2 separate regions of the Homo sapiens genome follow, and region 1 is linked to region 2. Evidence: chromatin loops called from intact Hi-C (ENCODE). Cell type or tissue: GM12878. All regions are shown on one strand. Each heading gives the region's core, and the rest is flanking DNA. Links, peaks and the distances in the headings are about the cores only.

What was found. Hi-C counts contacts between places; a loop is a spot of excess contacts. Peaks named below come from ENCODE experiments on the same cell type or tissue, not always from the same donor. Only the 100,000 strongest peaks of a DNase experiment are listed, where the experiment ranks them.
Region 1: it touches region 2 in a loop (3-fold over the local background); 2 of 110 quality-filtered maps call a loop at or near these places.

What each region holds. Positions count from the first base shown.
Region 1 is chr6:39,356,986-39,368,974 of GRCh38, forward strand. It overlaps KIF6 (kinesin family member 6), which reads right to left. Exons shown (of 23, transcript NM_145027.6): 17 at 5,449-5,533; 18 at 3,410-3,545; 19 at 292-389. LOC107986594 (a long non-coding RNA gene) reads left to right here. Exons shown (of 4, transcript XR_001744111.2): 3 at 8,749-8,929. Among named protein-coding and RNA genes, the nearest start is that of KCNK16, 40 kb to the left of the region's middle. In GM12878, for the core only: CTCF peaks have their summits at 5,210 (motif pointing right) and 5,657; a DNase peak (open chromatin) is centred at 5,207.
Region 2 is chr6:39,603,335-39,615,323 of GRCh38, forward strand. It overlaps KIF6 (kinesin family member 6), which reads right to left. Exons shown (of 23, transcript NM_145027.6): 6 at 9,855-9,984. Among named protein-coding and RNA genes, the nearest start is that of KIF6, 120 kb to the right of the region's middle. In GM12878, for the core only: no CTCF peak of the experiment used is centred there; DNase peaks (open chromatin) are centred at 5,707 and 5,777.

The DNA.
Region 1 (11,989 bases), core at 1,309-9,308, 250 kb before region 2:
TTCTTCCCACTCAGGAGGCAGGACCAGGGCTTGATTGTGAAACCTCTTGTCTCTTGTTACCATGGCAGTAGGTCTACTGGCTGTCAGAGTGAGGGACTGAAGGGGTGTGCACTCCAACCAACTTGAAAGCCACTGTCTTGAGTATCTACGACTAATTAAACAGTAAAAGGAATTAATCCTGCTGGATCATATGGCTTATCAAGAGACATGAGAGCCACAGGAATAGGTTAAACAGAAAGGTAGGGAGCCTTTTCTGGGAACTCTAACACCTCCGGTGAGTTCTCACCTTACCTTTTGTTAGAGAGGAGTTGGGACCATTCATGCTGGGAGTCAGATGTCTGGAGAAATGGCTTCGTGTGATCGAGTGAATTCACTGCTGGAGAATTTACCTGTTGGCCCCAGAAGGAGTTTCACAGTGTTAGCTTGAATCTAATGACATAGGAAGATGTTTTTGATGTAATTCTTTTTTTTTTTTTTTTTTGAGATGGAGTCTCGCTCTGTTGCCCAGGCTGGAGTGCAGTGGCGCGATCTCAGCTCACTGCAACCTCTGCCTTCTGGGTTCAAGCAATTCTCCTGCCTCAGCCTCCCGAGTAGCTGGGATTATAGGCACCCGCCATCATGCCCGGCAAATTTTTGTATTTATAGTAGAGACGGTGTTTTGCCATGTTGGCCAGGCTGGTCTCGAACTCCTGACCTCAGTTGATCTGCTCACCTTGGCCTCCCAAAGTGCTGGGATTACAGGCATGAGCCACCATACCCGGCCTTGATGTAATTCTTAAGGGGAACAAGCCAGCTATAAAAGTTAGTGTACACAAGGTGTATGGCCAAAAACAAATCTAGACATGGTAATGACCATAATGATGGCTTCAACATATTGTCTAGGGATGGTAAAGAATTATGGGTAATGTTTAATTTATTCTTTATGCTTTCCTGTGCTTTCCAAGTTTTCCACGTTGAACATGTATTCCTTTTTAAAGATAGGAAAAAATTGTTTAAAATGTTATCTTCATTCTTCAAAAATACTTTCTGGTTTTGCTTCTCCTTGTCCCAAAGACCCCCTACTAAAGTCAGGAGACATCCACCGAGCACTTTGTGTAGGGGAACAGCTCTGCAAGCTGCATGTCCCCACATAGGCCTCAAGAGCAAGGCATAGATCACAGCTGGTCTAAGTCTTGGCAGAATGCCCTGTAAGCCTCCTGGAACGTGAGTGCATACAGGAAGCTTGTGAGTGGTTGCTACTAGGTTATTTCCCACTTGCTTCCCTATCCTCCCAGAAGGCTATCCTAGAAGTTTCTTGTCACCTCTCTTGTTCTAATGAGGTTTGGAGCTTTCTGCCTCTGCCCACTGAGGGTACAGCTGCAGGCTATAGAACTGCTCAGGGGCAGCATGGAATTGGCCCCTCTGTACCAGTGTATCCCACCATCCCCCTTGCTGTCATCTGGTCCCTTTTGTTTCAGTGACATCCTGTGGGGCAGGGGACACATGGAGCTGACACCCTTGCCTACTCTGGCTTTCGCTGTCTCTGTAAGTCATACACTGTCTGAATGTGTCAGCTTTGCCTGGACACTTCCTGAGTTTCGCTGGTATGACCCTTGTCGACCGGTCAGTGGTGGACTCCCTCGGGCACCAGCTGGGGAAGGCCTCATTCACTGATGAACTTGCCAGGAAGGGCTCTTAACCTGGAGTCCACAGACAGAATCCAGGGGCTCTGCCAATGTGGATGGGAGCCAATCACAGCTGCATTTCCCCTAGCTGCTACCTGAAATTATTTCTTTCAGTGATAAATGCAGACAAGAAACCACAAAAGTATTAGCAATACCTGTGACTTTGTCACCAACGGAAATCAAGCATATTTTCATATCACCTGACAGTTGGTGTAGAGATCTTGAAATATTGTGTCATTTCATCATGACTTTGAAGTTATGATAAATATTGGGCCTACACCTAGATCTTATTAATTAGTGCGTTTTAAAAGTGGTACATGTATTACTATACCATAACTCAAAATATTTTGATAACCGTATTTCATTCTAACTAGTTTTCTTTGTTATCTCGTGTATTTAATTTTATCCAAATATTCTTCTCCATTGTCCTGCCGCGTGGCCACTTGCTATCACACTGGTTATTGCTTGGCTATGTCCTTGGCAAATCATCTTCTCTGGCTCTCAGTTTTCTTGTCCTTAAAATGAAGGGATCAGCCTGTCAGATAATCAGTAAGCATTCTGCCAGCCAGAAAAGGGATCTGATTGTGCGTATTTTAGCACTTCCGCTGTGCCACAACTGAGGTGTTACATGAGGAAAACTGAAACTGGGATTTTGTGCTAACACTTATGGAAAGGTCATTTTAGCCTTCATCAAACAGAAAACTTCTAAGAATTTGTCTAGGAAATATGCAAAAAATTATCTGCAAATATGTTTTGAGTAAAAAACTAGAAACAACCTAAATATTCAGCGATAGGAGATTAAAACATATTTACATGATGGAACAGTAACAGCCATTAAAACAACGCTGTAGGATAATAACATGAAAAAGTAGCCATGCTATACAATTAATTTTTAAAAGCCATTTGCGATACTTGAACAGCTATGTGATTTATTATTATTATTATTATTATTTTGAGACAGGGCCTTGCTCAGTCACCCAGGCTGGAGTGCAGTGGGTCTATCACTGCTCACTGCAGCCTCGACCTCCCAGGCTCAAGCACTCTGCCCATCTCAGACTCCCAGGTAGCTGAGACTATAGGCACATACTACCACATAATTAGCCTGGCTAATTATTTTTATGTTCATTTTGGTAGAGACAGGGTCTTGCCATGTTAACCAGGCTGGTCTTGAACTCCTGGGCTCAGGTGATCAGCCTTCTGAAGTGCTGGGATTACAGGCATGAGCCACCGTGCCCAGCCTGATTCTATTTGTACAAAAACATATGGATATATATGCATAGAAATCAAGGTAAAAGAATATAATCAAACATGTTAATATCAATTACATTTAAGTAGAGGAATTATGGTGATTTTTACTTTCTTCTTTGTGTTTTTCTGCCTAGTAAAATTTCTATAATTCATATTCACATATATATGACTATGATAAGAAAAACAATAAATGTCAGTAGGAAATCAGTGGAGAATATCACACAAAGCATTGGTGGCAAACCCACTGATTTTTGGGAGCTGCATCTTTTATCCCTAATTTTTCCATTAATCAGGCAGAATTTTAGGCATGACAGCAAGGAAACAATGAACCCCTGCCCTTTTGTCATCCTTGTTACTACAGTGAGCACCTGCTTCATGAGCAGGGGCTGAGACCATGGGGGCCTGTGGGTCAAAGCCCCCACTGTGTCTCTTGACAGCCCCAGTGGGGCTGCATGACTGGCCCCTCCCCAGCTTCCCTGATGTTCCCCAGGCCATACCTGCAGGTTGGTGGCCTCCTCTGCCCACCAGACTTCAAACTCTTTCTGTAGCTTCACCTTGGCTTTGTCCATGAGCAGCTGCAAGTGCTCGATCTCCACCTTCAGGGCTTTCAGGCGAGTGAACATTGTTTTATACCTGCGGTGGAATCGGGGAAGAGTCAGGGCACTGCTGTCTTGAAAGCACGGCATGGATGCAGGGCTGTAAATGAATGGGGCCCGTGCCTCAGAATCCCGTCAGAGCTGCCCTGGTGCTCAGGGACTGGGACCCTATAGGAGCTTCGGAGGCCAGGCTATGGCACCAGGGTTTGAGTCCATCACAGAGAAGCAGACGGAGACATTTTGGTCCAGTAGGCCCATGGGAATCTGTGTGTGAGATGAATAGCCTCTCCCCCAAGAATGAGAACTGCCATTTGCTGAGCACTTACTAAGGGATAAGCATTGCTGCAGGCACTCAACATATATAAACTCATTTAATTCTCCTCACAACCCTATGAAGGAGATACTATGATTATCACCTCCATTTTACAGATTCGGAACCTGAGACAGGTATGAAGAGGTTATATAACTTGCTCTATGGGACAGAGATAACTGAGGAGCCAGGATTTGAACCCAGGTGGTCTGGTTCTAGAACCACAGTCTTAACTGCCTCACCATTCCGCTGGCTCACCTTCATGCTGAGGACCAAAAGTAACACTGTGCTTATGAACGCATACATATATTGGTTTTGAGAATGCTATAATGAATCAGAAATTGTCCAATAGGAAACAGTCCAATAGCCAGGCCGAAGAGATAAGTTGGCCTCTAAGGTGACACTGAGATTGGAAATGTGGGCCAAGGGGACAAGATGAAGATGGAGTAGAGACACAAGAAGAATGGGTTGGAGGCTGGGTGTGGTGGTTCACACCTGTAATCCCAGCACTTTGGGAGGCTGAGGCGGGTGGATCACCTGAGGTCAGGAGTTTGAGACCAACCTGAGCCTACATGGTGAAACCGTGTTTCTACTAAAAATACACAATTAGCTGGGTGTTGTGGTGCGTGGCTGTAATCCCAGCTACTCAAGAGGCTGAGGCACGAGAACTGCTTGAACCCGGGAGATGGAGTTTGCAGTGAGCCAAGATCACACCACTGCACTGCAGCCTGGGAAACAAAGTGAGGCTCCATCTCAAAAAAAAAAAAAAAAAAAAAAGCGGGGGGTGTTGGAAAGAAACTAAGGAAAATGAACAGAGCGAGGGAGAAGGTGGACGACTGGCGAGGGCCCCAAGGGAGTGGAGAGCGACAGCAGCGTGTGTGCTCAGGTAGACTTCTGTAGGAAGACACCTGCACATCTGCCAGGAGCGACCTGAAGACCAGCGCCTGGGGCTTTGATCTCCTGGGTGTGCGTCGGGGGGCAGGGGCGGTGGTGCATGCCAGGTCAGCTGGGGGTTGGGGTGGGGCAGGGAGTGTGCTGCAGTGACACCACCAGCTCCTTGAGGCAGGGAAGATGACTGTAGTCTCTCCAGAGCCTACCCATGGCATGGAGGAGATAGCACACATGTGCTAAATGCATCAATGAATGAGTGGATGCAGCTTGATCAGCATGTGGAGCAAGATTCGGTGACCATGCTGTATATCAGGAATGGCTACATGCCTGTTTATGCTTGAGGCTCCTCACTCTGTAAGTGAAGTCGTTTGGAGACCCCAAATGCCTGCGGCTGCGTGAGAGTATGACGTTCTCAGGACTCGGAGGGAAGTGGACTTCAGCCATAGGCACGCGGAAAACCACCGTGGTCATATTTCTTGGCTCCCGTAGGTGGCAGCAGTGGACAAGCCCAGCTGCTTCCCGGGCCTGGCTTGGCTTGTTCTGCATTCTAACCTCACACTGCCTGGGGTCCTGCCTTTCACACCTGCCTGCTCAAAGGCAGCCCCTCCTCCTCCTGCTGTTCTAGGATCCAGCTGCTGGACCCACATCCCTGAGTAGCTGCAGCCCTGGGAAGCTCCAGGACGACACTGAGACCCTGGGAGGCTGGGCTCGGACTGTGTGTGGCTAAAAGGAAGGGCACCTTCTCTTTTCTTCCTCCAGTTGTGATCGCAGCTTCTCCTCCTGCTGGTCTGGCATCAGAGGCACGGCCATGTTTTCCGAGATTCCTGTAGAAGGAAGGTGCCAATGGGATGGTGAGAAAGAAGGGTAAAAGGAAGAGTGTGATATTTGGGCAGATGACAGAGTTCAAGGGCACCCCAAGAAGAAAGGAGCCTCTGTGAGTTCCTTCTGGGGCCTCTTGGTGGCAACCTCTGCTCAGCTGAAAGCCCTGAGAGGAGCAGCTTCCAGGGTTATTGTCCCTCTGCTGTCCCTCCCACTGCCAACATCTGTCACTGGAAGGGAATCTTCCTCTGTGTCTACTAATCCTTTTACTATTGAGCTCATTCATTTCCTGTTGAGTTTCCAGGGAAGACGCAAAATAGCATTTCCCCATCCTCTGATAAAGAGCCCTTCAGGGCCAGGCACAGTGGCTCACGCTTGTAATCCCAGCACTTTGGGAAGCCGAGGCAGGAGGATCACCTGAGGTTAGGAGTTCGAGACTGGCCTGGCCAACATGGTCAAACCCCGTCTCTACTAAAAATACAAAAATTAGCTGGGCGTGGTGGCGGGCGCCTATAATCCCAGCTACTCGGGAGGCTGAGGCAGGAGAATTGCTTGAACATGGGAGGCGGAGGTTGCAGTGAGCCGAGATCATGCCATTGCACTCCAGCTTGGGCAACAAGAGAGAAACTCCATCTCAAACAAACAAACAAAAACAAACAGATAAACAAAAACAAAAGCCCTTCACAAAAAAAGGAAACCTCTCTAAACCATCTGACATCTTTCTCTGCACAAGTGGAGGTGCTTAATTTCCAGCCTCAGAATCGTGTCTCCTGTTTTTCACTCCCTCTGCAGCAGTGGTTCTCAAGCCTGATGAACGCAGGCCATGTTAATTCACAACCAGGGATGAGCCCAAGCCTTGGCGATGGGACCATCATGAGGCCCAGGGGAGGGCTGAGCACGTCAGCAGGGATCAGCTGCTGCGTGTGTCTGCGTCCCTGCTGATGCCGACCTCTGTCTTCCCCCACATGACTGCCACTGGTGCCTGGTTGCCTGCTCTGGCTAGTGTGCTCATCTGAAGCTGGCTGTCTCCTAGCCCAGAGTGTGGGGACTTTTTATTCTTCTAGGAGTCTCTTCGTGGTTGCCCTGCTTTTCTGAGCTCCACAGACAACATCCTAGAAGTCGTACAGCCCTGCTTTTTACTCTATGTAGGGAAGACTCTGCTACAGTCCATGTGCTTCCAGACATGCTCAGACTGAATCCTTATAGCATTTATTTGTGGTAAGTGTTATTATGCCCATTTTACAGATAAGGATATTGAGGTTCAAAGAGGGTAAACTGCCCAAGTTATGTGGCTAACTTCAGGAAACTTGGATTCAAAAATCCCTCGTATAACATTTCTGACAGAGGGTCATCTGCTTTCTGCTCAAATACTTGCAGGGATGAGGAGCTCACTACTTTGCAGGGTAGTGCATTTCATGGCGGACAGCTCTGTTTCCTCCTACTTTTGAGCCAAGACATTTCCCGCTAACTTCTTTTCACCTCTACTTTGGCTCTTTGGAGCAGTGTAGCATATCTTTCTTCTTAATCTGATGGTCCCTTAAATATCTGAACAACAACATCAAAATATCACATGTGTCTGGAACTTTTTTTTTTTTTTGAGATGGAGTCTCGCACTGTCACCAGGCTAGAGTGCAGCAGCGCGATCTCCACTGACTGCAACCTCTGCCTCCCAGGTTCAAGCGATTCTCCTGCCTCAGCCTCCTGAGTAGCTGGGATGTAGTCCATCCCAGGGTGGTGTGGTAGTGGTATGGTGCACACCACCACGCCCAGCTAATTTTTGTATTTTTAGTAGAGATGGGGTTTCACCATGTTGGCCAGGATGGTCTCGATCTCTTGACCTCATGATCCACCCACCTCGGCCTCCTAAAGTGTTGGGATTACAGGTGTGAGCCACCGCGCCCAGCCCCCTTTTTTTTCTTAGACTGACTCCTGCTCAATCCCTCACCTGAAGTCTCAGTGACCTGGTTACTTTCCCATTTATCTTAAGTGTGAAGGCTAGGTCTTGACATAATACTTCCATGGGTCTGAAAGGTATAGAGTAGAGTAGGGCTCCTCTTACCTTTTAAAAATTTAAGCTCTATATTTTTGTAGTAGGTGAATTACTAACAATGACCATTTACTGGGGACTTTCTATGTTCTAAGTTCTGCCAAATTCTACTAGGCACTGGGCTAGGTCCTCCATGTACCCTATTGCTAATTCTCAAAATAACCCTTCAAGGATGGCATTGCCATCTTCTTTCAGCTAGATTCTTGGTCTCAGAGAGGGCCATGGATAACTCAAGGTTACATAGCTACTAAATAGCAGAGCTGGGATGTGAACCCATTTGTTTTTTTCTGATTCCAAGGAGCTAAATGTTTCTACCAGACAGCCTCCCCAACACTGCTTATGATTTTTAGCAGCTCTGTCGTGGTTGGCCCCTATTAAGCTTGTGGTCAGTTTTAAAACTTGCATTTTTTAAAAATAAGTGATTGTTAAAATGCGTCCTGTTTCAGTGTGATTGTCCTTTTGATCCCAAAGGCAACACTTCACATTTATTGGCAGCCTAGTCTGCTGAGAGGTCCTTATTCTGTCACGCCATTATTCTTCCCCTTTGACTCCCTTACCCATTTGTTACCTGTGTCTTTTGTGTCATTAGCTTACTGATAACTATGCTAACTGGATCACGATTCTGTCTGTCATCTTCCAGGTGCCATTGACCCCCCTTTTCCTTATGTCAATTGCCAACTTTAAATCGACAGGCAGAGCAAGTGTCTTATTTCATTATCTAAACACAGGACATGCAGATACCATCAACATCCCACCTGAAGTCCACACTGTCATCTGTGTTGGTGCAATTTATTGGCTCAGATGAGGCAGCCCGCCTGTCCACATCACCCACAGCCCCCCAAGTCTCAGGCACAGGAAGCCCTCAAGGGCAGAGATTGGGGTCCTCCTGCTCTTAGTGTCTTCCCCCAGTGCTGTGTTCAGACTCCATGAGTCACTCCATGAGGGTGACTCAGTGCCTCGCATGTTTGCTGGCCTTGCCTTCTTTGAAAGTCATCAGACATGATAAACTGAAGGAAGTATCTTAATATGAAACCGACAATGGTAGGACTTTCAATGGACAAACAATTCCTTTTTAAAAAGTTTCAGAAATGGGCCCAGGTATCTTCCAGCCTGCTAAAAAAGTAACACTGTGAATTTCCTTCCTCCTTTTAACACTTTTGTCCCCACCCCAAGGACACCCCCAAGAAATTCAGTGAAGCCCCACTCTGCGGTGACTGGCTAGACGTCCTGCTGCAAGCCCAGTACGTGAGAGACTGCTGGAGGCGGGCGGAGGAAGGGCTGCTGGACTCACACAGGGCCATCTCACCCGGCCAGAAGAGGCAGTCTCCAGGCCTTGGTGAACAGACAGCAGAAGGTAGGGGGGACGGCCAGGGCGGCCTGCTTTTCCATTTAAAGGCTGCGGTCACCCCATGTGAACGCAGAGCCCCTCTGTAGGAGGCAGGCTCTTGCCTCAGCCCATGACTGGTTGTCTTTTCCTTGGGCATCTTGCAGGTTCCCTGGCAGGTCACAGAGTCTCAGGTGCCCTGGAAGTGTGTGGGGTGCTCGGGAGCCTTAGGCAAGGAGCACATTCTGAATGCAGCTGACACAAGCACAGAATGATAACATCAACGCCATCTGGGGAGTCGCTTGAGCCCATTCCCTGCGCAACACCACTTTCATTCTCACCACCTCAGCTGGCAGACATGATCACCTCTGCTTCACAATCAGGAAGACCAAGGCTTAGGGTGACTGGGTGGCTTGTGCGATGCCACAAAGCTACCAAATAGCAGCGCCAGGCTTTGGATCCAAGTCTAGTCACTCATCCGCTTATTTAACAAATGTTTATCGAGCATTGACTATGTGCCTGCCCCTGTTCTAGGGGGATTCCAGTGGGGAAGACAGACACTAAAACCACAAACAATTGAGTCTGCAACATCATGCTGGGGATCGGAAGGTGCTATGAGGAAAGACAAAGCTGGGTAAAAAGACAGGATGACAGGGTGGAAGACTGCCATGCTAGGTAGGGTGGGTGAGGGCCTCTAAGTGGGGGGACATTTGAGCAGTGACCTGAATGGAGGAAGGGAACAGGCATGCAGAAATCGGGGCACAGAATGTGCAACAGTAAGTGCAAAAGGCCTGAGGTGTGAGCCTGCTTGCTGCATCTAACAACAATGAGAAGGCCAGGAGCGGTTGGGAAGGGAAATCGTGGTGGGAGCTGAAGTCAGTGAAGAAACTGAGGCCAGACCCTGGAGGATCTTGGGAGCCATGGTAAGGACACTGGCTTTGAGAGAGATGGGAGTATTTTGAGGAGAGGAATGGGCTCGATCTATTCCTTTGAAAGCTAAGTTGAGCATTTTTTTTTTTTTTGCTGATCAAGACAAAGCTACTCCAAATTGAACAACAGTTAATGTGGAGGTGGCGCCAGGAAGCCGGGAGTCTGTTGAAAGGGTCTGGGAAAGAAAGCTGGGGCAAGGGACCTTGGGAAGCCAGAATGAGGGCACAGCACACTCCACGACACAAACTACCCACGTTGTCATGACAACCAAATGGGCCTGCTGCCCAAGGTGATGTCTGCTTGGTGAAATGCATTGCAGCCTCACCAGGAGACAGCCTCTGGCTGCTTCTGATATGTTCTGAGGCTTGGCTCATCAGTAACCTCTGAAGAGAAATAGGGGCTGGGAACTCAAAGGGAACCAAATAAAAGCCACTGAGCAAGAACAGAAGAAGAGGGAGTAACTACAAAGGGCATTTGAGTTTTGTAGGTCTCCATCCCCACGGGGACTCTGGCCAGGGACAGAGCCTCCCATCACCTGACAGGAGGCACAGGGAGCCCTCCTTTCAAGGACAGGATTCTGGCTGGGACAGCAGCACAGGAGCTCACAGTGCCGAGTGGCCTGCGAGGTCACACTGTTCATCTGTGGGGAGGCAGCTGCCTCCAAAGCAGTACAAAAGCAAGAGAAGGGTTTCACTCAGTGGCTGTAGGTCTGAATGGCACACAGGAAGAAGCCCTGAGCAGTCAAACAGTAACTGAAGCTTCAAGTTGGGAGGACGCACAGACGCACAGTCCCAGGCTGACCTTATCTCTGAAGTCACGGGTGTTTTGGAATTAGCCGTGCAAGGACCAGAGGGGCTCTTGCTGGGAAGGCCAGTCAAGATGTGGACCCCCTCCTTCCTGACATAATTTCTACTGGAAAGATCTCTGCAACTCCTTGTCCCACTTCCCCATGCCCTCCTCTCAAACGCTCTCTCTCCCACGCAGTTATCTGATATTTGAAATGTGCAGAATAGTTTTTTTGGTTCAATGGTTCTCAACTGGGGGTGCACATCAGAATCACTTAAGGAGCTTGTAAAAGCACACAGACAGCTGGGCCCTACTCCAGACCTACTGAGTTAAAATTTGTCAATAGGGTCCCCTGGTGATTCCAATGCTCACCCCTTGTTAAGAAACACTGCTTATGGCTTCAAGCCCAGTTTCAATGCAAGTACTCTGTGCAGAAGTTACTGAGAATACAGGCCCTACAGAAGTTTAGATAGGATGGTGTGTAGGAGCCAGCACGTCCCCTACATGCCTGCCTGCTTTCCAGACATTTGGGAGCCACTGTGATAAAAGTAAATAGGGCTTCAGGGGTTTGCAACCAGGAAAGCACACTCTCTGTAAGGTTGAAACTGCCTGCATCGGGCCCTTGTAGGTGCTTGATAAAATCTGAATAACCATAACCATCGCACAGCTGCTACATGGGTTAGGAACTTCATATGTATTGTCTTGTATAATCTACAACTCCCACTCCAAGTGGGGAAACTGAGCTTTGATAGAGGAAGTAATCGCCCAGGATGGCACTGCTGGTAAGCAGAGCTAGTGGGAGAACTGGCTCTGTCCGATTTCAAAGCTGGTGCTCTTTCCTCTGTAAGTGATTCCAATAATGAAGGAAGCCACAGGGCAGATTATTGAAGTCTGTATTGACTCGTCGTTGGTATTTGAAGGTGTTGCTCTTTTCCATGAATGCCTTTCAGATCTGGGGCTGGGGCTGAGAGACAGTCTTAGTGTCTTCCCCTGGTGCTGGCCTGTGAAGTCTGCCCTTTAATAACCGAAATCCATGACCTGTGCCCCAATCCCATATGGCATTTGCAGCTTGCCTGCTAGGTGTGAGGAGCTATATACCCACTCTCCAGGGTCAGCCCACAGAATGCCCACAGCCAGCCTGTTCCATGCCCTTGGCTGGACTAGGAATCCTAAAGAAGATGATGTTGAAATTTCCAAGCATTCACCAAAGCCAAAAGGGGCCCTCTGGGCCTCTGTAGAGCAAAGGCTGTGGGGCCCACATGGCTGTCACCTAACCAGTGCCCTGCGTGGGAAGGGGAAGTGAGTTATGTGGCTCTACCATGGCAGACAAGACATCAGAGCCAGGAGGCATTCCAGGTGGTCGTCTTGGCCATC
Region 2 (11,989 bases), core at 2,684-10,683:
TTGAGGCCAGGAGAGAGGTGCTAAGGCCCCTTCTACTGCCCTTTATTCCTCTCCCTGGCACTGATTCAGCTACCACTCTCAGAAGCTATTTCATATGGTAAAAAACCTCAAATCTCATTGAATAATAATCCTTTTCTATACAGCAGGAGATACCTGTCTGCTGAAAGAGAAATTTGAAAATAAATGGTGATGCATTTTTTTTTTGTGGGGGGTGTGTGTGTGTGCGTGTGTGTCCAGCCATTTTTAGTAATGATAATTCTGATTTGGGGGCAAAAAAGAATTTTTTTCTTTTTTCTCTTCCTATTCAATAAGTGAAATATAATTTCTTGAGGTTTACATAATATGCTCTTGTGGATGTTTGTAAAATTAATTTTTTTCTGCTTTTAGTTAAACTAATGTTTTCAATCACTTCAAAAATGATTATAGACAGTTAATGCAGCCTTCAATGATTCAAATAACCTCTGTATATCATATTAAAAATTTTCTAGGGTACCACTTACTTATTTCTTGCCATAACTTATACCTTTTATTCCATTCCTGTGTACCAAAATCTTTTTTTCAATCACTTTGTTATCTTGGAGTAAAATATCTCGACAGGAATTTCCACTAATCTAGAATAGATCAAATAAAGGAAATCTCTTTTCGATTGAACAGGACATTATAAAGCATATGCCTGAGACTCCTTAAAACAAACCAACTAAGAACAACAATAGCAACCACAGGATCTAGAATTCAGCTTTCCACTTCAGTTCTCCTTGTCTGATAACACTTTCTACACTGATACTCTAATTGATCTGTTCCTCTGCTCACTTGCTCTATCTGAGTTGAAGACTGAAAATGCTAACTTCCATGTGGTTTTCTAAATGTTTTCTGGGTTGGCATCTTGGCCTTTCAGGTTAAACCTCACCCTTAATGAAGAATTACCGAATCTGTTACCTATTGGTTAAGTGATTCTTTATATAGTTCTTCCCATATTAAATGAATTGAATTAGGAAGCTTGCTATGCCCTTGATGTACTCTAACTCAGCCTGGAAAAGTGAGACCTGACCAAACCTAGTGGTTTAGCACGTGACCCTACAAACACCTACCTTGAACTTTTCTGGAGTTGTTTCAGAACACACTGCCTAGCAACAAAATATTCCTGAGTGGATATTCCTCTACTGGAATTAATGATCCTAAACTTCTCATTTTTCTTTCTGACTTTTCTGTTTATAAGATACCTGGCTTTTAGGAAAGTAGTCAAAATGATTTTCCCCAGTTGCAGGATTCTAGGTCTTTTTCTTATCCAGCATGTTGTCAAAGTAGTTTTGTAAAAGAGAAATAGACTAGACACACCAATTTTATTTAAAATTTAAAAACAAACTTTGGAGCAATCTGGAACATATAATAAGAATGTTCTAATAATTATGATTCACCTTTATGATAAGAATAGGTCTAGTATGTTTTATTGTGTATCCCTCCTAACAAGTCTGGAATCAATTTGATGGATTTTTGACTTTTACATCCTCAAAGATCTATTGGCCGACTCAAAAATTTTGGGAAAACAAAGTCAGAATTAGTGGTTCTGTTGAAGTTTCCTCTGTGGATGTCAGGATTTGGATTACTTCCCTAAGGGTCATTTCTCCAGGATTTGGCAAATTAAAGTCAAACACATTTATATCAAAATCTAAGTCGGCTAAATTGTGGTACATATGGGAAACTGAGAAGGAATTTTGCCTGTATCTTTAATTGGAACTACATTCAATTATCATTCTTACACATCATTCTTGAGCTAGATAGCATCATATCCTCCACAAGCATTAAGGTTTGCTCTCTGAACAATGAAAATTATATAACCCAAAATGTCTGCCCAACCCCCTGCTGTATTTTTCACTTGATTGCAAAAAGAATTATAAGCTAAATTTAGCCATCAAAACAGTAACTTATCATAATTGTCTACTCTGTCCATTTTTCATCTTTTAAATTGAGTTTGAATTTTTTTCTTTTTTCTCTTCCTATTAAAATTCAGCCTTCGCTTAAAAATTTCCAAGTCTGACTATTCACATAAGTGGAATAATAATATTATGGGGCTAAAAGAACTAACAATCCTAAGAATTTTAGCAGTTTATTCAAACTGTCTTTTTTATACATACTACATACCTTGGGATTATAGACAAGCTGAAATTACCTTTTACTATCCTGTGTATAAACAATTAAGACACAGGTAATGATAACACACCAAGGAGAATTTAGATATCCATTTGTATCATTTTGTTCTAATGAAAAAAAATATATACTGTGAAACTTTATTGGGATAGCACTCAATGCAATCTTCGAGTTTGGACATCAAGATCAGTAACAGACATAAATTTTAGGACAATGTCACTCAGAGTACAGATGCCGAAGAAAGAACTCTAGAAGCACAGATGTCCAGTGGTAGGCATAACAACCTATTTTATTTTCACTTATAGTTGACTTGTATTTTCTGACTAGATGCCCTTAAGTCTCTTTCTTTAGCTTTGTAATTTAGTAACTTCAATAGAGGATGTCTTGGAATTGAGCTCTTCCAATTTTTTCTTTGAGCTCTTCCAATTTTTTCAGTTACGTCCTTTTCATCTGCAGATTCAAGTAATTCCAAGTTTCAGAAAACTTTTCTCTAGTTTTTCTGTTGCCTTTGTTCCCTCCCCTTCTTCAGGATTTCTAACTATGCATAATTGGATGCTCCTTTGTCTCTCTTTCTAGATACACCTTCTCTCATTAATTTTTATATACTTAGTTATTTTTCAGTCACGTTTCTTCCTCTTCTTTTTCCCTCCTCCTCCTTCTCCTATATCTTCTCTTCCTCTTCTTCTTCTTCCTTTCTATTCACTTCTAATGGCACTTTAATCTCTTTAATGGCTTTTTCTCTTTCATTTATTTTCTGAAGTTTTTCAAGTTTGCTTTTCTTTGTCTTGTAATCTTTTTCTTTGGGCTCTTCTATAATATTAAGCTATTTTTTAAAAAACAAAGATTGTCTTTAAATAACATACTTAAGATTATGAAGAACAAGCCCTGTGCTCTCTGATTTAATCAGCCTTCAGATGTATGTTCCTTAGCCCTGACACCTACTCCATATATATAAATAGGTTGTGGGATGTTTTCTTTCTGATAATTTTATCTTTGAACATGACTATCCCTTTCCTAAAGAGTAGCCTAGAGGATAGGTGAGGAAATATTCATATTGGGTTTACATCCTGAATACTTTTACATTACATCTGTTATGTCTTTAGCCTCAAGAGCATAAACTTTCCTCAATATTTCACATGAATAGGTCTGGGATGGCTCACAGTTAAGTCCCTTAAATAACAAACTCCCTGAACCCCACTCACCAAAGGCCATCTTCTTTGGCATGAGCCTACATCACTGATCATAAAAATGGCTTGTATTTAAGGTTTCTTCTTTGGATCCACCTTCTATAGTTAGAATGAATATCTATATAACATTCCCAGAGTCTTCCTCCATACTTGCCTGTGTTTCAGATCTCATCACTCTAACCAAAAGATCATTGGATTTGCATTTGAGAATTGTGACCCTTTCTTTAAAGGGAAACTCTATCCTGCCTGAGGTTGGAGGACATATGAGTTGGCTCTCAGCACCCTCTCTCACCATAAGTCAAATTCATAGTATTTGGCAGGTTTTCTCATAGTTTGAGGTTATGGCTATTTCCTTGTTTCACTGAAGATGGCTTTTTTCTCCTCTCTTTCATTTTTTGTTGCTGTTGTTGGTGAATGTCAATAATACTGAATAGAGTAAAAGTGACTTTCATATGCTATGTTTAATTCGAGATGAGAACTTTAAAGATCAGAAGAAACTCTGGGACTAAATTTTATAGCCAAAAGACTATTCTTTTAATAATGTATATGGAGTATATAAATCTTAAAATTCTAATAATAGCTGTTCCATACCACTCATTTATTTTAATCGATGTTTTAGAACAAATCTCATGGTTCATGTAATACCATTAAATCAGGTTAGATCAGAATGCAAACTGTGTTATAACACAGAAGTGCTATTTAAAGAACACTGTATATTTCTCATGTATTTCATATATAAAATATAAGAACAAGAAAGAAATGCTTGTCATATAGTAAGTGCTCAAAATTAAAGTTTCTTTTCTTCTATACCTAGTAGGTATGTATAATAGATAAGAAAAGAGGTTAGAATTGTCAATATATCTTTTACTAAGGCTTCTAGCTACTTATCAGGGCCTAATAAGAAGAAAATGCTATTCTTATTTATTTATTTATTTATTTATTTGAGGTGGAGTCGCACTATGTTACCCAGGCTGGCCTCAAACTCCTGGGCTCAAGCAATCCTCCTGCCTCAGCCTTCTGAGCAGCTAGGATTAAAGGTGAGAGCCACTGCGCCCTGCTAAACATGCTATTCTTACTGTAATAAGATCAAGGCCAAAATATAGTTTGCCTGTTGTATATTTTGCTCTAACCAGGTTCACAAATTTTATAACAAACTTGCTAATTATATATAACTAACATATCTTTCAAACAAAAATTTGTGAGGATGTGTTAGTCAGTATCCCTTTAATGATTTTGGAACTAATTGAAACCAAAATCCTCTTGTTTTCCACACACATCCCACAAGGAGATTGGGGCTTAAAGTTGTGTTAACAAACACAATCACACAATAAAGCTACTCCTTCCTTCCTGCCCTATCCTTATGTTATTAGACAACACGTCCAAGAACAGCTGTTCCTATAACTCACATAAACCTATTAACCCCAACTCACACCCTGTCTCCCAATTATTTGCACTTCCACAAGGTCATACAACTTACTCCAAAAGTTTGCTAATGTGCAAAGCCTGAGAGCTTACAAAGCACATCAGCATAACTCAGATAAATCTAGTACACATGCTCCACGGTTTATGACATGGGGTTATGTTCCCACAAACCCATCATAAATGGAAAATACCATAAGTTGAAAATGCATTTAATACACCTAACCTACTGAACATCATACCTTAGCCTAGCCTACCTTCAACGTGCGCAGAACACTTATATTAGCCTACAGTTGGGCAAAATCATCTTGCACAAACCTTATTTTATAATGAAGTGTTGAATATCTCATATAATTTATTGAAGACTGTACTGAAAGTGAAAAACAGAATCATTGTATGACAACTTGAAGTACAGTTTCTACTGCATGCATATCACTTTCGCACCATTTAAAGCTGAAAAATTGTAAGTTGGGGAGTGTCTGTATGTCTTTTATTTCAAGCAAAGAATTAGGTATAAAGACCTCTAATCCCTCTTGGGGAAATTATTTATAAATCCCATAAACTTTGTTGATAGGCTAATTATTTGGAAAGTAACCTCTTTCAAAAGATTTGAAGTATCACACACACACACAAAATGTTGAAGTCATCTGTGATGTTCTCAGTACTCACTAATAGGCACAGTGTACCATAAAATCACTTTCAATTCTGGGCCTGACATTGGAGGTCTTATTGCCTGAAATCACCAGGTCTTCCTCTCTCATGAATTCCACAAAACAGTTAATCAGTAACTGATGACCTACTAGTTGCCAGGTGCTGAGAGAATAGAGATGAACAAGACGAAAGTCTTGTCTTTAAATAGTTGCCAGCTAAGAACTCCAGGGCCTGTCCAAATGTTATTTAATTCAATTGTTTCTATATCCCTAGAAGGTGGGTATTATTATGCCCATTTTACAGGTTAGAAAGTACAGTTTAGACCAGTTAAGTGACTTGTCCAAGGACACACACTTGGCAAAGGGTGGAGCCAGGGGTAGAAAAGAAGGTCTCCAAAGCTCATGCTCTTCAGCACTACTTGGCGGGGATGGCAGGAGATGGTGAAGAAACCACAGAGTAGAACCAACACTGACTGGAGGAAGTCACCTGACCATTCACGTGGGAAAGGAAGCCAGGCGGAAAGAAAGCAAGCTGCCCACCCAGGGGACCCCGGACTTTCCCAAAGTCGGCACCGAGTGTTCCTTTCTCACCAAAGGTCCCCTGCAAGCAGTTTCACAGCAAATGTTTTATACCAGATACAGCATATTATTGCTCCAGAATCCATCCAGGTCAATAACTACACCAGGTAATACCTATATAAGAAATTATATGCTAGACCACTCGGACACAGTATTCACTTCCTACAGCTGCCAGTACACAGTACAACAAACTGCTGAATAGGATGAAGTTCCAGCCCTCATGGGGTCAACGGATCAATCAGACCTAACCTAACACTTCAAGAGAGAAACAAACAGAAGACATGAACAAAAACAGAAATGCAAATGGCCAACGAAGATATAAAAGTATTTGGTAATCAAAATGCAAATTAAAACAAGATTTCTTTTTTTGTCTACCAAATTGGCAGAATTTTCAAATGTTGTGGTGTTGACAAGGGTGCAGAATATAGACCTGCTTGGTTTTTTTTGCCTCTGGGAGTGGGTTTCAACCAGCTTTCTTAAGGGTAAAGCCCAGACTGCTCCCAAATTTAGCCTGAGCACATTTAAAATGCTACAATGCACATTCCTGGGCTCCACATGGAAGAGATTCTGAATCCATCAACCAGAAATGTAATCCAAGAAACTGCATCATTTAATTATCACAGGGTATTCTAACACAGGTTTTCCTAGGACCATACTTGGGCACAGAGTGCCCTAGACCATGGGTAGGACTATGCCTTCAAGGTAGGGGCAAATGGTCCTATCTATGGCACTATGCATGGCCTGATCATTGAATGCAGGCTGCTTTCTTCAGTTAGATTTGATGACTTGATAGAAATATTTCAGCTATAAGACAAAAAAAGTATCAAGTTATACTTGCGACTGGTGGACTTGGATGCTGGGTCACACACAGTTCAGCTTTTATAATATTTATTCTCTTTGGCCCAGCAGTTCAACTTAAAAAAAAATTTATCCTAGGGACATAATCAAGTTTTATTCAAAACATTGGTAGGATTGCTGAAATTACTTAAGAGTTCTGAATAAATAAGAAGAGGCTGAAGCTACTCTTAATAACTTTTCCTTAAAATGCTGGCTATGGGTAAAGAACATGAAAGGAAAGAGCACTCCACTTTGTGTCCCACATATTCAGACTTTGTTTTGCAAATGTTTTCTGGTTACCAAGGCAACTTCTGGATTCCTCTGTGTAAATGGGAAATTGGGAACTTCGTTTTTTAAAAAAATGATTCGTTTGTTCTTTTTATCCTGGTAAGATCGTTCTGTGCTGACAAATTGCATTCTGACAGGTTGTAATCCAAAACATGCTTTTTTAGAAGACTGTGAATAATAAGGAATTTCTAGTGGTTGACAGTTACTTGTCATTTATATTTTTATGTATTTGCTTTCATTGCTTTCAAGGTATAAACTAAGGTGCTAAATATTGGGTATACTTTTAAAATAATTTAGAAATATATATATAACATGTCTACAACAATGGAAAGACTTACACTAAGCAGGCTGTCATTGTAACATGGTAATTATTATTACCAAAGAAAAGACAAAAGCAAGCACAGAAGCAACCAAAACCTATTAGACTTGGTTTTTTAAATAAAACAGGCTTTACATAGGAAAAATAAACAAATTAAACAAAAATTAATGCACAACCAGCATTATTAGGATTAGCCTTCTTCAGGTTTCAGCTATTTATAATATTAAACACTCATCAGTAAGTAATAGGAAAAGACCTGGAATTCTGGCTGGGCGCGGTGGCTCACACCTGTAATTCCAGCATTTGGGAGGCTGAGGTGGTCAGGCCACTTGAGGCCAGGAGTTCCAGACCAGCCTGGCTAACATGGCGAAACCCTGTCTCTACCAAAAATGCAAAAGAATTAGCCAGGTGTGGTGGCGCATGACTGCAGTCCCAGCTACTTGGCAGGCTGAGGCACAAGAATGGCTTGAACCCGGGAGATGGAGGTTTCAGTGAGCCATCACACACACCATGGCACTCCAGCTTAGGCAACAGAGTGAGACTGTCTCAAAAAATAAAAAATTAAAAAGAAAAATTTTAAAAAAGACTTGGAATTTTGTAAGGTGGTAAGACAGGTAAGTTTCACAAAGGAATTTCCTTAAAACTTTGCAAAACCCCAGCCTGAAACCATGTAGTTAAAGTTCATGCATAACTTTGAAAGAGCAAATGGCCAAGCTTTTAAGCTACTGGAGATCATGGTGGAACAGGTTAAGGGCCTTTCCATAACCCACTGAAGGTGAGGGAAAGTAATTGGCAAGGATGAGGCCTGTACTTCTCTAGGGATGGATCGCCTCCGAAAGAAAGTCAGTTAGCACTGAGGCGGCAACAGGCTCCTCTACTTGTTTTCCTTATAGAAGTTTATGAATCTATCTTTTCTCTTTTTCATAAGCATTGGTGGACAGGACCCATTTCTATTCTGTATCTCCTCGTTTGCTGTTTATTAAACTATATATGGAGGAACAGGATTTAGTGGAGCATGCTAAATCCTTTGTCATCATACGCCCAAATTCTTACTCAACCTTTATTCCTTAATCTTCGATTATTATGACAAATAAGAGCATCACAAAGATCAAATGGGCAAAATGTTGGAGTACTGAGCACAAATACAAATTTGTAAAGCAAAACAAAATATTCTGAGATTTAAAACTACGTGAATGTTGTTTCAAATAAAAGTAAAAATTTAAGCGACCTTAAATCCATATATATGGCACATAAACTCAACCTATATAAGTTAGCTAGTCTATTGAAAAGTATTGATGCAAAACTGGTAAACAACTGTGACAAAAACAAAAACTAAGGGCCCAAAATAATAACAGATATCAATACGATGCTTTCAGTATCTGAATTTGGTTTGCATTGGTCTATCTTGCGTCTAAGGCAGGGCATTCTAGAGGGCAGACATGGGGCTGAATAAAAGGTCCCTTGACGGAGATTTTTCTCGGACTACTTATGCTTTCAGCTTACTATGCCTACCTAATACTTGTTATCAGAGACAAGGTAAAATACAGAACTCTGGAAGGGTGGTTTAAAAAGAAAATGCCAGTGAAAACAGTAAGCTGTTCATTTGGGGAACTGTTCCCACACCACCACCACCACCACCACCATCCCATTCCCTTCACCACAGTGTAGCTGGATGAGAGCTTCATAACCCTCCATCTGCAATCAGAAACCAGTTACAATTTGGGCCCCTGACCAAGCTGGGTCAATCCTAGCTCCTATATAGAATTCTCAGATAAAATAGGAACTCAGTTAAATTTGAATGTCAGATTAACAATGAATAATTTTAAATATAAGCATGTTCCAAATATTGCACTGAGATATACACACTATAGTGGTGTTACCAGATATGCCAACAATAGCTGCAAATGCATAGAATACTCCCTATGTTCAATGCATTGTTCTAAGTACTTTATACATATTAACCCACTAACTAAATGAAAACATATGGATATGTAAACACATGCCAACATATGGATGATTTCAGGTTAGGAAAAATGGACTGAGTATTTTTAAATTTTAGAAAATATGCAAAACTTCCTACAATTAAGACATGTAATACATTGTCATTAATGTACAAACCAATTTGTATACAACTTAGAATATAAAAATAAAAACTTAAAGGTAGATACACTAAAGTAGAAAAAGCAGTGGATTGAGAATCCAGGGGTCTAGATTTCTGTTCCTGCTCATTAGCTAGCTGGGTGACCTTGGGAAAGTCTCCTCACTTATCTAGATCTGGGTTTCTTTATCTGCATGTGAGGTTTGGACGAGATTATTTTTAAGGTCATTGTTGGCCCTAAACTTCTATTATATCTTTTTTTTTTCTGCCTTGGCTTCAGATACTGTATCTTATAATGTTGAAGAAACAGCTTGCAGAGAGAAGTTTATTACCTCTGCAATCATTCGGTTGGTGTCTCCTAAAAAAAGCAAATTCAGAGCTTCTTCCTCTGTGGTTGCCTGATGGAGAGTCAAGTTTTTCAGGTGAATGTTCTGATCAGGATCCTCCAGTATTGTCACTTTCCTAAGCAAATGGGAAGCAAGAAAACAAGGTACTGCTGAGAATGAAAAGAACTTGAAGTCTTCCCTACAGGCTTTTAAAAAGCTGTATAGTATGACGTCTTGAACTTATAAAAGCAAATAACACACAAGATACCAGACAGCACTGGATTAGAATCAAACACTGACATTCCCTTCACAGTACTATCAAATAGCTTTGAGACTGAAAAATATATTACAAGCTCCTGATTTAAAGCCACCTGTCATTGTAATAATCAGATCGCTAAATCATCTTAGAATGCATATTCTTTCTGAATTAAAAATACAGATAATAATTTTCTATCTGCATATCAGGAAACTAGGCCATATTTTTTCTGTGTCATGATTCAGTTTCTTACATAGGCAGTGAACTCATTCCTTTGTTCAATTTCATATCACTTTCAATTTACATGACATTTCAAACTGGTTCACTTACCAACTTAAACGTGATGAAAATTGAGGCATCTGTCATCCTTCTAGGAGTTATTCCCCTATTGAGTTTTCTCATCAAGGTGAATAAAAAATTTTCAAGTCTTATAATAAAGATTTAGCTTGCCATTATTATTTTAATGCCTCTCAAATCCATTTCTTGATCCTTTTTCATTTACAACATACCTTTCCTTCCATTACATCCTTTTAGTCAGAGCCTTAGATCTGGAATTACATTCCTCTATTACAACTACCTTAATGGGCATCCTGATGCCAACACCGTTTCCTCCCAGGTGAATCCTAACCCTGTTTCCAGAGTTGGCTTGTCAATACTCTCCCTAAAGTCCTTTCAGGACTTTCTGCAGTGGAACAAAATTTGGCTAAACTCCTCATACTCTGCTTCACAGGCCTACAGATTTGAGTCATAAAGTTACTAAAGAGAGTTCCTTTCTACCTCTTAAATTTTGCCTTCTTGATTTTCTTAAGAATTGTTAAGGAAAGGAAATCTTATTATTCACAAGTATTGCCAAAGAGTATCTCAGGTATCTTCACTCGTTTAAAACATTTGGAATTGTTGACACTAAGTAAATGTTGGCATCATCCAGCACTACTTTTCCTTTAAAAGAAAAACTAGCAGATGGACATGTGTAATTTTCTTTTTTATAAAAACTTATTAAGAATATCTTAAAAATGAAGATTTTGCAAGTATCATAATTTTTTTCATCTTTCCCTTTTGTAAGAAAGTTATCTGGACTTTCATATGTAATTTGTGAGCACTTAAAATCCTAATGGCAGGAAGAAAATGTAGCTCTACCAGCACATCTGTGACCAATATGTCACTAATAATGTCCTCCTTTGCCAAGTTTTAGACTCTTTTTTGTTTCCTTCAACAATACCAGCAAAAATGGAAAAAGATCTTTTCTCTTAATGAAAACAAGTGTAATTTATTTATTTTTCAACAAGACTCTTAAGTGAGCTTATTAAAAATGCTTGGAAAAGAGAAAGGCATTTGAATTGAATTGAATTGAAATGGATGAGTTGTATTCTATTTTTAAAAACTCCCTTTATTCCTTAAACTTTATTTCCACCCTGATTTTTCTGAAGTGCTCAAGAAGGTTTGGCTAAATTAAATCCCTAGAGACACGGAAGTAATGATTCTTCCTAAACCGACAGATTCTGGGGCTTATAGGTGAGAGAAGTTAAGTAATATTGGAAGATAAAGTAACAAAATAAATAATGAGATGGTATATTAAAAGTGAGAAAAGGGCTAGGTGCAGTGGCTCAAGCTTGTAATCCCAGCACTTTGGACACTGAGGTGGGAGGATGGCTTGAGCCCAGGCATTCAAGGCTGCAGTGAGCTATGATTGTACCACTGTCCTCCAGTCTGGGAGACGGAGCGAGGCCTTTTCTAAAAAAAAAAAAATAACTACATAAAATAAAAAGAGAGAGAGAGAAAAGAAGAGAGTTCTGCCTTTGTCAGCATGAAGTCAAAAACGAATTATCTAACTCTAAGGCAAAGTCACCTATGATACACTTTGAAAGACCAAGACAGATACAATACT